Regions from separate parts of the Mus musculus genome. Here region 2 is linked to region 1. The links are chromatin loops, found by intact Hi-C in ENCODE. Cell type or tissue: gastrocnemius. All regions are shown on one strand.

Evidence for each region. Peaks named below come from ENCODE experiments on the same cell type or tissue, not always from the same donor. Only the 100,000 strongest peaks of a DNase experiment are listed, where the experiment ranks them.
Region 2: a loop joins it to region 1, with 9 times the contacts of the local background. A loop is called at or near these places in 37 of 42 quality-filtered maps.

What each region holds. Positions count from the first base shown.
Region 1 is chr3:142,279,597-142,287,596 of GRCm38, forward strand. The region is part of intron 7 of Pdlim5 (PDZ and LIM domain 5); the gene reads right to left. Among named protein-coding and RNA genes, the nearest start is that of Pdlim5, 110 kb to the right of the region's middle. In gastrocnemius, a CTCF peak has its summit at 3,295 (motif pointing right); a DNase peak (open chromatin) is centred at 3,295; H3K4me3 peaks cover 673 bases; H3K27ac peaks cover 272 bases.
Region 2 is chr3:142,472,441-142,480,440 of GRCm38, forward strand. No RefSeq gene overlaps it. Among named protein-coding and RNA genes, the nearest start is that of Gbp5, 20 kb to the right of the region's middle. In gastrocnemius, CTCF peaks have their summits at 2,185 (motif pointing left) and 3,644 (motif pointing left); a DNase peak (open chromatin) is centred at 3,643; H3K4me3 peaks cover 302 bases.

The DNA of each region.
Region 1 (8,000 bases):
TACTATTCTTTCCAGGCAGACTTTGTACGACAGGTACCCTTCAACACCTTCCTTTTGCAAGCATCCGAGTTCTACCTGTGCTTAACAGAAGAACTAAAAGTACCCACTTAGTGCTGTGCTCTACCATAGGCAGTTATTCTATTTTTAACACTATTCTATATTTAACTCCTCAAGCTGTTACAAATTAACTACTTGTAATTAACTTATCTATTTATTATCATTTATTTAATATCTGGCATATAAATGTACATTCACTTGTGATGGCTGTTTTAAAAACTGTAAGTTTTATATGTACCTTGTCTTCACTACATTAAGATTACTTAAGGATGGGAACTCTGCCATGCTAGGAGTATATTACTTAACCTTAGTAAAGTTCTTTATCTTCAAACAGTACAAATATATTGCCTTTCTTCCAGGGTTATAACAAGCATGAACTAAAGTACTTGTACAATCCTCAACACTGAGTTAAGTGTTGAAAATGGCACTGATAATTGTATCTATGTTCTAAGTGTGTAGTTTAATGGTAATGATATTGTTAGTGAATATGGTTACTAAATTAATACTTCATGTAACAATTTACTTATAAGTATAGTTTCAGTTCTGGATTTTAATCTGAGGTACAATTTTAAATTACAATTATTTAAATTAAGTTAAAAGTCCTATGAAGATTATTGTAAGCTAACATGTTTTAATTTAGGTTGTATTTTTTTATACAAGGGTTTATATAAATTCTCTCCCCACTAACACCTAATACTTAAATTTTAAACTTACTTTTCAAACATTAAGGATCTGAGGCACACTATAAAGAAGCTATAAAAATCTAAGTCATGTGTACTTATGTACATTATGGTTATTTTTCCAGTGATAGAAACAGAACCCAGATCCTCAGCTCTTAGACAAGCATTCCACTGAGTCATGCTCCTAACTCTACACCCTGTCTCAAATATCAAAATATGTGCTTTGTGTATCGCCGCTGATAAAAGGCAAAGCACGGACTACTAATGTTCCCTCTCACAGGGTTCCCAGAGAGCTTCTTTCAGGCTGGAGCTGCAGGTATTACCTATGTGATGATGACCAAGGAACTCTGAAGGAGTAGAGTCACATAACATCCCATCCAGTTCTTAAAGTGTGGTCCAACTAGACTCAAGAACCTAAAATTTAAACAACTTCAGTGTTTTCCCTTAGAAATGGTCTGCTCTCCCTGACACCAACTTAAACACTTTACTAACTACTGTAGAACTGCAGTGTAGCATAATGAGAAGCTCTGTAATGCTGGGTAGCCAGAGACTGACAGCTCGTTATAGCCGACCACCACTAGCTACAGTGGTAGACGTTTACTTTGCTACTGATTTTACATTTGACACAACATATGTTCTCTGCCTGACTCACTGAGATTACACATTTAGCCAACCCTGGGCTATTTTTATCTCTGTATTATGCTTAGTAACTTCTGGGTTAACCATTAATTTTCTGTAATTATTTCTGATTTTCTATAGTTTGGCTCTGGAAAAGCTTAAGTGGTTGCCTGTGGCACTATGGGAAGTGGTGTACCCTTGAGGAGGTGAGCACCATTGGGAGGCAGTCAGGTGATAAGCAGTGTGCCCTTACAGATAGCATGGGGACCCAGCCCCTCCCCTTTCCTGCCACTGTGAGGTTAAACAGCTCAGCTCTAACACATGGTCCTGATCACAGGCACAAAAGCAATGGAGCCAGGCAACCACACACCGAAACCCCAAACCACAAGCCACAACAATCCTTACCTCTGCACAAACTGCTTATCCCATGTATATTATCACAGCAATATAAAGCTGAACACATGCATTTAGCACATACAGTAAAAATTAAATAACTTTTCAAGTAAAATTCTCATGCATATGGACTATAAGATAGTAGTCAGCCATAATAATTATATTGCTTTCCATCTTTTAAAAATGCATGGATTATTAATCATTTGACTATGGTACTGCAGCTGTAGCCATGTAATAAAAGCCCAGATTCCACTACAGTTTAAATATTGGCAAAATTATTCATGACCTCATACCAAACATCAAGAGTGCTATTAAAGACATCGTAATGGATTAGAAGGTGAGCGACAGGCCAATGAGAGAGCATGCATGGGCTTGGGCACTGCATTGAAAGTGCAGCTAATTCAACACAGCTTACATCAGTCCTGCAACCTTTGCATCTGGCCTGTTACATCATAGTGTGCTGTTAGAGGAAACAACCTTCCACAAGCCATGGTCCCTCCATAGTACCTGCTCTTCTTAACGTGGACAGAGCCACTCGACTCCTCAGAGGACTGAAGACAGGAAAGAGCTAGAGGCTTGGGGACAGTGCTGATGCACAGTGCATCCAGAAGAGACTGGGAGTTTTCAGGGCCGAAGAGCCTGGCAAGCATTCAGAGAGGAGCGTCAGTGACAACTTGCAGTGTCCACAAAAGAATGCCCGCTTTCAGTCTACGGTCTGAGACATCTCCTTTAGGAGTGAGAAAGAGATGGGGAGGAGGGAGACAAAGACAAAGCAAAGCAGTGGGGAGGGTGAATAGAAGCACCGAGATTTCATTGTATTGTTTGGCTTGGCCGGATGGCACACACCTTTAATCCCAGTACTTGAGAGACAGAGTCAGGCCGATCTTCCTTTCTGTGAGTTTGATTTAAAACAGTCTGGTGTACAAAGTGAGTTCCTTGGACAGCTAGGGCTATGCAGAGAGACCTTTTCTCAAATACAAAAACAACTAAGGAAATTTTTATTACAGTCATGCAAGGCTAGCTTTCAAAAGCATTTAAGCCAGGCGTGGTGGCGCACGCCTTTAGTCCCAGCACTTGGGAGGCAGAGGCAGGCAGATTTCTGAGTTTAAGGCCAGCCTGATCTACAAAGTGAGTTCCAGGACAGCCAGGGCTATACAGAGGAATCCTGTCTCGAAAAACTAAAAACCAAAAACCAAAAACCAAAAAAAAAAAAAAAAAAAAAGCAAGCATTACACCTATAAATGTGAAATAGTATAGAAGCAAGGCACATAGAAGGGCTGTTTCACGGAATAATTAGGCTTTAATTCACCAATGTTGTGGAATACGATAGCATCATCAGAAATTTAATTTCTACCTGACTCAGCCTCAGCGACAACTGAAAGCTATAAACTCTAAAGTCTGTAGGAACATAATACATGATAGTGAGCACAACTGAGAGATACGAATAGTGGGAGCTGTGAAAATGGAGCCATGGCTGCTTTTCAAGAACATTCTCCAATCCTGTGGATTTACTCACAGCCTGTGTGACACGCATACGACACAAGGGGGAGCTCACTACAGAACCCAGCCTCTGAACACTGGAAGACGCTGGGACCACAGACATATACTGCACACATAATTCTACCTGGTTTTCGCAGCGAGAGCAGCAGACACAGTGGCAGCCGCATCACTGACGACTACAGCACTGTATCTAGTAGGAGGGGAGAAGGCAGGAAAGTTTCCAAAGCCTTCCAAAGCACCTTCTACAGTTCTTGTAGACCTGCTTACACTTGACAGGGAAAAAAAGACAGGGGGAAGAAAAAATGAAAGTAAGAAAAGACAGCAGAATAAACACAAGTCGGCACCTATTCTACATCAGTATTTAGACATGAAGGTGAGCCATGTAAAGGAATGACAGTTATTTAGGTCACTTACTAATTATATCCGAAATTTCAGACATTTAAATTTAATGCGTAAGCCTATGACTGTTTTTTCATCAAGCACAATGTAATGTCAACCACATTATATATCCCATATATCATATATATACATAGACAACCAAGAAGAAAATGAATCTGAAAATAAAAGCTGCGATTCTGTAAGCAGGGATAAGGGAATTTTTCTTAAAAAGTTTTTACATAAGACGAGCTGTCTGGGAGTAGACATATACCTAGTTCATGGCATTTTCATGAGATGTCTTAGAAGCAGAACTGCCTACATGTTCAGAAGCAACAGCATTTATTAACATGAACAGGAAATAACTTTAAAATAATATAGGGTTGAGCTATTCTGGGTGGTAAGAATCTATGGAAAAGTTAAACAGTTTTCAAGAATATAAATAATCAAATCATCTTCTCAGCAAAATCCCACAGTTCTATTTTGACTTAGCTGTGTAGGTTTTTAAATGAGATAAAATTTCATATTCAGAGGTGTCCTTATGACCTAAAATACTTATTTTTTTCTTTCTTTACAAATAGTAAAATATCTGGGAAAGAATTTACAGTCCATCACTATGAATGCAGGACTCTCAAAACTGGTGATCAAGATTTATTGAATTTTTTTCTATTTAAATAGGATAGTCTAAAAACATGGAGTGGGATTTTCTTCTTATCTTCCTCTATGGATTTAAGTTACTAATAATAACATCGCTATAGCACTGTAACTACTTTTTGGTTTAAAAAGTTGTGACAATGGCCACCTCCAACACGCGATGAGGCCAAGTCCACAAAGGTTATTAAGAACCTGCCTCCACTGATGTGATTACATGAATCACAGGAAGTCAGTTTTAACAGATCATATAGAAACAAAGGTGATCTGCATATCTCTAATCGGAACGTATGGCTATGTGTACCGCTTTCAGTGCAGTGAGGACATGTGAGTGAGCGCTAGGGTGAAGAGCAGGTACCAAGAGATTCAATGTGTGGGTCTCTCAGTCTCTCCTGTCTTTGAGTCAACGGTTACTATTGAGGGAAAGTGAATAAGAAATAGAAACCAGGTTTAAAATAATCAGCTAAAAATGTAACGGTAAGCCATTCTGTAGTCCAGGAAAAGAGGAAATTAATGAAGTTCTACCCTCCAATGGTTAAAAAAATAATAATAAATATGAAAGAACCATCAATGTCGTGCAGGTCCTTCTCTATCATCTAAGAACATGTCTGTCTGCAGCATGAGCTCTCTCTCTGCTTCTCTTCTTTCAGAGGTAAATGACTGAACTGAAGAGACTAAAGGCAAACTCAGGAAGTTAATTTAACATATCTCAAAGTGAATAAACAAAAGACACAGACTTCTTCATTCTGTATTAGAAGTTAAAAACTAAACCAATGCATAAATAGAATATAAAAGCAGACTAAAGCAGTGTTCTGAGGCTAAGCATGTTAATGACATTAGCTCCTCAATCCACAACTGTGCTCCCATTTTCAGTGAGTTTAGTAGTTACATTCATCACCAGCACTGAAATGGAAAAAGAACTCTACCTAGAGTAAGTGGCTGCTTCCTTAGAAACTATGGCTACTTGACTATGAACTTTTAACAGCTGGGGAGCTGCAGGTGGGTGTGGTCCGTTCTTAAGGGGGTCTTCCAGAGAACTGTAAAACCTAAGTTTTCAGAAGTAAAAAACAAAGCAAAGGAAAGATTAATGTAAAGTTGAGACTATGTTTACCAGGCATACTGTCATTTAAGTGTCAGTAATTCATATCTAGGAATACTCTAATTGGTTCTTACTTCTAGCTCTGTAGCTGCAAACCTAACCCTCAGCACCCAATATAGGCTATTCTCCCAAATCACTCACCATGGCTAAACCCATGTGATAATATAGGCTATTCTCCTAAATCACTCACCATGGCTAAACCCATGTGATAATATAGGCTGTTCTCCCAAATCACTCACCATGGCTAAACCCATGTGATAATATAGGCTATTCTTCCAAATCACTCACCATGGCTAAACCCATATGATAATATAGGCTGTTCTCCCAAATCACTCACCATGGCTAAACCCATATGATAATATAGGCTGTTCTCCCAAATCACTCAACATGGCTAAACCATGTGATAACAGATGATGCTTAAAGGGAAAGGTGGCCGGAAAGTCCCATTCACTGATTACACGGCTTTGAATTACTTAAAAAAAAACTCCAAGAACTTAATAAGGTGTCAACATTTCACATATGATACAAGGAATACATGGAATACAATACATGGGATTTGGACCACCTCTGTCTGCCCTTACTGTGTGCACTGGTTTGGGTAGGTACTGCATTGTTGTAGAACTGAAAGCATAGGGACGGTATAAATGGTGATGTATATAAAGGAAGTAGTGTATCTAGTCATACAGCCAACAGTTGCAAGCAGCTGTGGGGAATTTTTTTATGTAATTAAACTTTTTATAATAACACTTCCATACAATGTATTTTATTGATATTCTCAATTGCTACACATCCCCTTTTAACACTCTACAATTTATATAAATACTTGTTATAAAGATGTTCTTTGATCAAAGTCCCCCAAGTATCTCCTTGTACTCCTCTTTCCCAAATCTCTCTCCTGTTTCCATGTTCTGTTGTCATTGACTTTTCATTCTTTTTAAAATGTATCTATGCCAATTTTTCTTTAGCCTGCAACATTAAATTCAGAAGAAATATTAGCAGGTAAAGAAAAGATGAAAACACAAAACGTTGGTTTCAAAGCAAGCAAGCACCAAATATAACATTGGGAAGATTTACAAGAAAAATACAAAATTGCCCATTTTCTTAAAAACCCATATATGGAAAAAATAGAATTGGTCAGCCATATTTCACTGATTCTTATATGGAAAATGTAAATGTAAGGTAAATAAACAGAAGAGGAGCGCTTGTATTGCTCCTTATTTAAAATTGATCATCTCTGTAAAAATTGCAACAACCTGAGAAACTGCCATATAGAGTTAAAGTACCATGAGAGGTAGAGGCAAAGCTAGACAAAAGTATACAGCACAAGTTAGTAACCTAGAGCCCAGCGACCATAACCAGCCACCAACTTATTTTACAAAGACTACAAACTAAAAATACTTTCCATATTTTTACAAAACTAAGAATATTTCCCATGATTTCCCTCATGCAAAGTACATAGCATATTTTGGTACATATACATAAAGTTTTATTGGGACACTATTAAGCTCATTCATTTATGTATATATGTCTATTAATAGTATGTGGAGAGTTGAGTAATTATGGCACACTAAATTACCCACAAAATTCAATGTGTTTGTGATCTGGACATTAATAAGCCAGAAAGGAAAAAAGAGAAGAGAGGGAGAGGGGGAGGGGGAGGGGGAGGGGGAGGAGGAGAAAAAAGAAAAAGAAAAAAAAAAGAAAAAGAAAAAGAAAAAGAAGAAGAAAAAGAAAGAAAAGGGGTGTAAAGGTGCTGAGCTGGTGAGCTTTGTCCCAGAGAAAGAGAATAGCGCATACCTTTTGTACTGTTATGTTAGGTTTTGTGTGTCAACTAGACACAGCTGGAGTTATCACAAAGAAAGGAGCCTCCTTTGAGGAAATGCCTCCATGAGATCCAACTGTAAGGCATTTTCTCAGTGAAACAAGGGTGAGAGGGCCCATTGTGGGCAGTGCCATCTCTGGGCTGGAAGAAGCAGGCTGAGCAAGCCAGGAGAAGCAAGCCAGTAAGGAACATCCCTCCATGGCCTCTGCATCAGCTCCTGCTTCCTGACCTGCTTGAGTTCCAGTCCTGACTTCTTTTGGTGATGAGCAGAGATGTGGAAGTTTCCTCCCCAGCTTGCTTCTTGGTCATGATGTTTGTGCAGGAATAGAACCCTTGCCTAAGACAGCTATCATAATGCTCTTTAAAGTACAAGCCTTGAGACGTGTTGCTTAGATCTTCCAGCACCAATGTATGGGTAGCTGACTCTTCTAGCTGTTCTCCAGCATTCTCACTGAGTGCTTCCTCTCTCTAGCTTTCTATTTCTTCTTGAAACAGATCAAACTCTGCTACTTCTATGTTTCATTACATCTGAGTATCATACCTCACTTGATTAATTTCTAAGCATTCCTCTCACCTCAGTTTAAAGGAACCTCCTCTGTGATATTGTCACTACTACATGTGTTCATAACACTTCTGTCTTCTTGCATGCAATGTCTTATTATTATATTGTACTATTTGTGATTAATTTGTTTAAAGTCAAGACTCTCACTAAACAAAAAATTTCTTGAAATCAGAAACCATAATATAGACGGATACAAAATTAAATATAATACTTATCGTAAGTTAAATATTTACTGACTGAATT
Region 2 (8,000 bases), 190 kb after region 1:
AACCTGGTTGAAGTCTTTACCTTTGCTGTAAATCTGATTTTACTAAATTTGTGTTTTACAGACTCTGGAACTCCATAAACAGAAAGGATATAAAACGAGAGAAAGCTTGACACCCCATAATATTATTATTATTATTATTATTAATTATTACCACTTTTTGAGGTAGAGGCTCACACTCGGCTTATTCTGGAACTATATAGCTCTGGCTGGCTTTGAACTTATGGTAAATCTTTTTAACCTTAGCTCCCACCCAGGTAGGATGCTACATCCTTGCATAGCTTTCAGGGATTTGGCCTGACTGGGTGGGGAGAGGGAATAAAGACACATGCATTTTCTCTCTCTCTCTCTCTCTCTCTCTCTCTCTCTCTCACACACACACACACACACACACACACACACACACACACAGTGGGGTTGGGCGGTCTAGGGAAACCCTAGCCCCTTGGATTTCAACATGTTTATCATACAGAGTTGAATAGGGAGGTGGGTTATTGTATACAGCTGGACATGAAGGCAGGGTTATTGCATACATGTAAAACAAGGTAGCAGGGCTTAAGGCTATGGCTGGATCAAGGAGGTAGGTTTAGCTTCTCTCTTTAGGAGTAGTCTTTGTAGGCTCGAAGTCTTCAGGCTGTGCTGTGGAAGGAAGAGAGAAAGCTGTAGTGGATATTTTATGCACAAGCTATCAACATCTGCACATGGACCAAAGGAAGGCTCTGCCATCCCTCCAAGACTCATTCTGGGGTGGGGGAAGGCTTTGCCACTTCCCATGGGTCTGTGGCTAGGGTCATTGATGTAGTCCACACCAAACAATACACATTCACTCAGGACTTCATTAACACAGGGCTTCCTATAGTGGGATTTTAAGCGTGAGCCATCAGGCCTGGCTCTAAAGGCATCTTCTAATGACTGAAGTTTTTGGAAAATGAGTGAATGGTAGTGGGAAGTTAGAGAATGAATGAATGAATGAATGAGTGAGTGAGTGAATGAGTGAGTGAATGTTTGTATGAATGGATGGATGATTGAAATGTGACTAGATGGTCATCACTCATGACACAGTTTCCATACCTGGTCTGAATGGAACTCTATGTTCGGTACTTACAGAGCGGTAAGTCTTTATTTTCATCTCTCACTCACGTCTCGTGGGAAGGACTGGGATCTGTTTCTGGTTTTCACTTAGCATAGACCGATTGGCACTCGGTTGTGAACTTCTGTTTAGTTGCTGAACTGCACCTGCCAGTACAGCCCTTCTAGGAAGGAGCCTCCTGTGAATCAAAAGCAAAGGAGTATTTATTGCTCACAGGTCCTGAGCTCAGGGGCTGTCTTGCTTCTGCCTGGAGTACTTGTAATTAGTAACTCTTTGAGCAAGAAAAGTCATTAAGGATGGGTGTAGTCAGACGTTTAGATTCGGATCTTACTTTGTCACTTGCAAGCTCTGGACCTTGATTAGGTTCATCTGAGCCAGACTCCACGTCTAGAAAATTCATCTTTTCCGTGGTCTGAGCACCTGTGGTGGGGCAATGCTTAATACTCAGCAACAGACTGTGATCTAGGAACAAAGGCACTGCGGCTGGGGAGCTCCATAAACCTCCCACCAACAGCTCCGCCTTTCCGTATTTAGACAGCATCCTATGTGATCATGGTTATGAAGTTGAGCGGAGAACAAGGAGAAGATGGACTGGCAGTCAGGTATTCAATGGCTCTTGTTGTGTCTGGCTACAAAAGGAGCCCTTATCTTCTCCTCACACCTCTATAGCTCGGGGTTTATAGTTATGGAAATCCCCATGAGAAGTCACTTTTCAGTCTGGAAGAGTTTTGATTCTAGGGAAGGCAGAGGCGTCTATCTCGGAGATGGTAACTTTGAAGAACCCTTAATAGCTCTTAATGCACGGCGCGGTGATAATTAGTAACAGCATTGTCACAACAAACAAATGAACACACGTTCAGTGAGTTTTGAGTTACTCGTAAAAGTTTCCATAAACCCTCCATTGTAGGGAAAAAAAAAGAGTTTGAAAGTTAGTTTCCCGCTGTGGGTACTAAGATGTCTAGGCAGCGTTGTGACAACGTCTTTATGGAGTAGCACGCACTGGAACATGTTATTCCATAGGTGACTGCCACACGGAAGAATTCAAGTAGCCACAAAGAGGAAACCTGCACACACATTTGCACAGCTCGCGCCCTCTAGTGGTTTCTAGATGTAATAACATTGGCTCATAGGAAATGTAGTGAAATGCCTTTACTTACCTTCTGCAACTTCTGATATACCTCTTCAATTTTGTTTCCATGGCCTTTTGGCTCACTCCCTGTGTACTGGTCAGTTCATGTCAACTTGACACAAACTAGAGTCATCATAGAGGAGGGAGCCTCAGTTGAGAACATACCTGTAAGGCATTCTCTTAATTAGTGATTAAAAGGGAAGGAGCCAGCCCATTGTGGGTGGTGCCACCCCTGGGCTGTTGGTACTGCGTTTTTTGTTGTTGTTGTTGTTGTTGTTTTTTTATTACTTATTTTCCTCAATTACATTTCCAATGCTATCCCAAACGTCCCCCACACCCCCCCCCCCACTCCCCTACCCACCCATTCCCATTTTTTGGCCCTGGCATTCCCCTGTACTGGGGCATATAAAGTTTGCCTGTCCAATGGGCCTCTCTTTCCAGTGATGGCCGACTAGGCCATCTTTTGATACATTTGCAGCTAGAGTCAAGAGCTCCGGGGTACTGGTTAGTTCATAATGTTGTTCCACCGATAGGGTTGCAGATCTCTTTAGCTCCTTGGGTACTTTCTCTAGCTCCTCCATTGGGGGCCCTGTGATCCATCCAATAGCTGACTGTGAGCATCCACTTCTGTGTTTGCTAGGCCCCAGCCTAGTCTCACAAGAGACAGCTATTTTACGGTCCTTGCAACAAACGCTTGCTAGTGTATGCAATGGTGTCATCGTTTGGAGGCTAATTATGGGATGGATCCCTGGATATGGCAGTCTCTAGATGGGCCATCCTTTTGTCTCAGCTCCAAACTTTGTCTCTGTAACTCCTTCCATGGGTGATTGTTTCCAATTCTAAGAAGGGGCAAAGTGTCCACACTTTGGTCTTCGTTCTTCTTCAGTTTCATGTGTTTTGCAAATTGGTACTGCGTTTTATAAGCAGACTGAGCAAGTCACATGAGCAAGTCAGAAAGCAGCGCCTCTCCATGCTCTGTTTGAGTTCCTCTCCTGACTCCCTTCGATGGTGGGCTACTATGCAGAAGTGTAAGCTGAAATAACCCTTTCTTCTCTGATTCACTTTTGGTCACGGTGTTTCATCATAGCAATAGAAACCCTAACTAGGACAGGTTCAGAATTTTCATTCTTGCTCACTGAACAGGCATTCAAAACAAGAATGGACCTATGTATAGTATTGTTGTGTATAAATACATAAGTATTTTAATCTTGTCTTTAAAATGTGTTTTCTAGCTTTTATTATGTTAATCGTTCTTGAGGTCCAAAGTTGGCTTTTGCTGTAGAAAATTTCACTTTTTTTTGAAAAGATACTCAGTATTTGTTGATACATATATAAATTTTTAAACAGGTTCACATCTTTACTGGTTTGCACAGCTTCTTTCAGATGGAAGCCAGCTTTCTTTGGTTGTGTAGCGCCCTCTGCTGGACATCCACAAAACAGTTCTTTCAGTTTTGCAGGATGATTGTTTAATCAATTACCTCAATTAACAGACATCCACTCCACGCCAAGCACCAGGTTCTGACTGTCCCCGGTCTTGTGGACTGCTCTCTTATGGGGACAATTCCTTTTCTTTAAATAATTCCTAGTTATGTTTCAGGACTCACAGAAATAATAAGGACAAAGTCTTCCCTAAGCTGCCATCAGAGTTGCTCGGTTTCTTCCCAACTCTATCTGGAGTGTAGAGGACTTCAGTCTGAAGCTGAGGTTACACAGCAGCCCACCACAGAGGACGAATACCTGGAGAATGCCTGCCTTGAACCTGATTCTAGGTCCCCGAGCACTGTCTGGAAACAGTGAAAAGCACTTTGTATTTCTCATCATGTCTTGAAAAAACTCCACATTTGAGGGTAGAATGAAGTTCTTAGAAGTAGTTCCTGAGATTTAGATTATTAGACCTTCCTAAATCACACTAGGGCTAAGTCTACCTGGGAAGGGCATACCCTTAATGCACAGTTTCACGAACTTATACGCACTAGCCCTTAACTTTAGGCACCATTAAATCACAGGCATGAATATAGTTAGAAGAGGTTTTCAGGTGTTACCGAACCATTGTATAAAAAGAGAGAACTGTCAAATGGGGGTATTTCACTAGGAAAGAACCCGACCCCAGAACAGTGATTTGAGGAAAAAGAATGACTATTGGGTCAAACACACACATAAATACACACACACACACACACACACACACACACACACACACACACACAGGTGCAAATGCTAGCATATTTTTACAAGAAGATGCAGGGTGGCCATTGGTTTTATTAAACTTCAAGATGGAACTAAAGGAGCAGGCAGCAGTGGTCTGTCCTTGTGTTATTTAAGAGAGAAAGTAGGTGGGCTGTGGAAGTCCTGCTTCTGCCTATTCGATTATTCATTGATTGATTAATTCAAGGTTATTGATGTTATAGTGATCACGATCTATAGACACTTTTCAGAAACTTTTTACAGTATTAAAGGAAAGGATGTATGGAGAGTGCTTGCTGTCCGTTTATATTGCATTGCATGGAGCCAGAAAATAGAGTTAAAATGTGGTATAAGGAGTGTGTTCATCAGCTCTGAGGCCTGAGGTAAATGAAGGATGAGTGCAGGTTCAGTGCAGTTTCCACGGAGGGAGACGATGGGTCCGTGGGAGATGGTGGGTCCGTGGGAGACGATGGGCCCATGGGAGACGATGGGTCCGTGGGAGACGATGGAGAAGATGGATCCGTGGTGAGGTCAGATGTTTGAACAACACTCTCGGCAGCACAAGAACAAGGTCCTCGGGTAGTTAGGAGAGGTTCCTTACGGCAAAAGGAAGTAAACCTGAGTCACAAGATTTTCTCTGTCCAATTACATTAGGGCAGCAGGAGGCCTGTGATTGGAAAGGGAAAAGGGAGGCAGAATAAGAGTTGCAGAGACAGCGGGAAACTAACTTTCAAACTCTTTTTCCCACATTGGAGGGTTTATGGAAAGTATTACAAGTAACTCAAAACTCACTGAAACGTGTTCATTTGCTGTGACAATGCTGTTACCACCATGCCGTGCATTAAGAGCTATTAAGAGTTCTTCAAAGTTACCATCTCCGAGGGAGACGCCTCTGCCTTCCCTAGAATCAAAACTCTTCCAGACTGAAAAGTGACTTCTCATGAAGATTTTCATAACAATAACCAGCCGCAGGTAGTTATGATACCATAAGGTTAGAATAATTGGACTAAAGCTTTTATCATTTTCAATTGGTTCTGAAATTATTGTACTGGCATTTTGTAAATTGATCATTTATTGATACATAAATCTCATTGGCTAATTATAAGCTTCAAGAGTTTTGATTCAACCGGGTAAATGGATATTGTGATGGCCTGTCAGGGGTGGATGGTTGTAGCATGGACCTGGTCACAGAGATCCACCAAGAGAGCTCTGGCACAGAGAGATGGCCAAGTTGAGATCACCTGGCTGGAGCCATGTGGTCCACTGGTTGCTGGCGGTAGCACGGGAGGCCTGCCAGTTCTTTTTAAAATATTTCCTGCAATGAACCTGGACCTCCAGAGGTCACGCAGAAACAGGGTAGATGTGTTTGCAAATATAAACAAGTCTGGTGTGGCTAGAATTGAAGGAATCGGGAAAGCAGGAGATAAGATTGGTGAGACATGAGGATCTGGTGGGTACAAAACCAGTTTTCCCAGTGGAAAAGGAGCTGGGAGGGTTTGAGCAGAGGAGAGATGTAGTTTGTACTTTATACTTTAGAGGGTTCACTGTGCTGTCTTCCAAGTAACAGTGAAAGAGAAAATATTATACTGCAATAATGTATAAGAAAGGCAGTGGAAATGTTACTGTGTTCAATGGTGGAAGATCTTGATTCTGGGTATGTAGCAATAGGCTAGTCACACAGATTTGTCAAGAGTATAAGAGGAAAGGAGATGTTGAAATAAACTACCACTGTCATGTCCTGAGGAACAGGAAGAAATAAGTTAGCATTGAGATGTGAAGCGCTAGTGGAGGAGTACAGTGTGTGTGTGCCTTTGTGGTATGAATATTATAGTGTGTGTGTGTGTGTGTGTGTGTGTGTGTCTGTCTGTCTGTCTGTCTGTCTGTCTATAGGGACTGGAAAGAAAAGATCAGGGGCTCAGTTTGAGATAGCTGGGTGGAGTTGATTCTGTGCTGGATAGCCACAAATATAAAGTCATAAAGAATTAAATGTTTGCACCCCCAACACAATTTCTAAACATATTCAGCTTAATAATAAGTTGTTAAGATTTTGTATTGAATTTAACGTGGTGACAGAGAAAGAGGGAAAAGGTGACGGTGAAGATGGGGACAGTGTAGAGTTAGAAGGAATCCCTAGTCTTCCCTCTGTTTCTTCACTTTGACATTGCCACATTTCCCTTCAAAAGTTGTATATTTTGAATTATAAACTCAGTAAAGTAAGTAGGCAGGCATTGCAGTGAAAATGTAGAAGCAATTACATCAAGGGAGGGGTTTCTGGCCAGACAAACACATTATGTCATTGAGGGATCCCTCATATCACACATATCAGTTGCAGCTCGACCCCCAGGTATTCAGACACATCCAGCTTTACAAGTGAGATCTTAAACTCTGCCCAGAGATCCCAGCATACCAGGACCCCTCTGACCAGGGAAGCAGATTCCAGCCTAGCCAGAACCTGGGCATCTTCCGGCTTCCACCTGTGCCCACTCTGAGTAGAGACCTGATCCCACATAGCACAGTGGCAGCTGGACCCCACAGCTGGACTCCCCAGGATCACAGGATCACAGGAAAGGACAGGCCCCAGTCAGAGACAGGGAGGCCAGATAACACCAGAGATAACCAGATGGCAAGAGGCAAGCATAAGAACATAAGCAACAGAAACCAATTTGACTTGGCAACATCAGAACTCAGTTCTCCCACTACAGCACGTCCTGGATCCCCAAACACAACCTTAAAACAAGATTCAGAACTAAACTCTCATTTCATGAAGATGTTAGAGGACTTTAAGAAGGACATAAATAACTTCCTTAAAGAAAGGCAGAAGAACATAAATAAACAAGTAGAAGCCCTTAAAAAGGAAACACATAAATCCCTTAAAGAAGCACAGGAGAATACAATCAAACAGGTGAAGAAATTGAACAAAGCCCTCCAGGATCTAAAAATGGAAGTAGAAGCAATAAAGAAATCGCAAAGGGAGACGGTCCTGGAGATGGAAAGCCTAGGAAAGAGAACAGGAATCACAGATGTAAGCATCAGCAACAGAATACAAGAGATAGAAGAGAATCTCAGCGGCAGAAGATACAAGACATAGACACAACAGTCAAGGAAAATTCAAAAAGCAAAAAGCTCCTATCTCAAAACATTGAAGAAATCTAGGACACAATGAAAAGACCCAACCTGAGAATAATAGCTGTAGAAGAGAGTGAAGATTTCCAACTCAAAGGGCCAGCAAACATCTTCAACAAAATTATAGAAGAAAACTTTCCTAACGTAAAGAAAGAAATGCTCATAAACATACAAGAAGCCTACAGAACACCAAACAGATAGGACCAGAAAAGAAATTCCTCTCATCACATAATAATTAAAACACCAAAGGCACAAAGCAAAGAAAGAATATTGAAAGCAGTAAGGGAAGAAGGCCAAGTAACATATAAAGGCAGACTTGTCAGAATTACACAAGACTTCTCACCAGAGACTATAAAAGCCAGAAGAGCCTGAGCAGATGTCATACAGACCCTAAGAGATCAAAAATGCTAGCCCAGGCTACTATGCCCAAGAAGACTCACAATTATTATAGGTGGAGAAACCAAAGTTAAACAATAT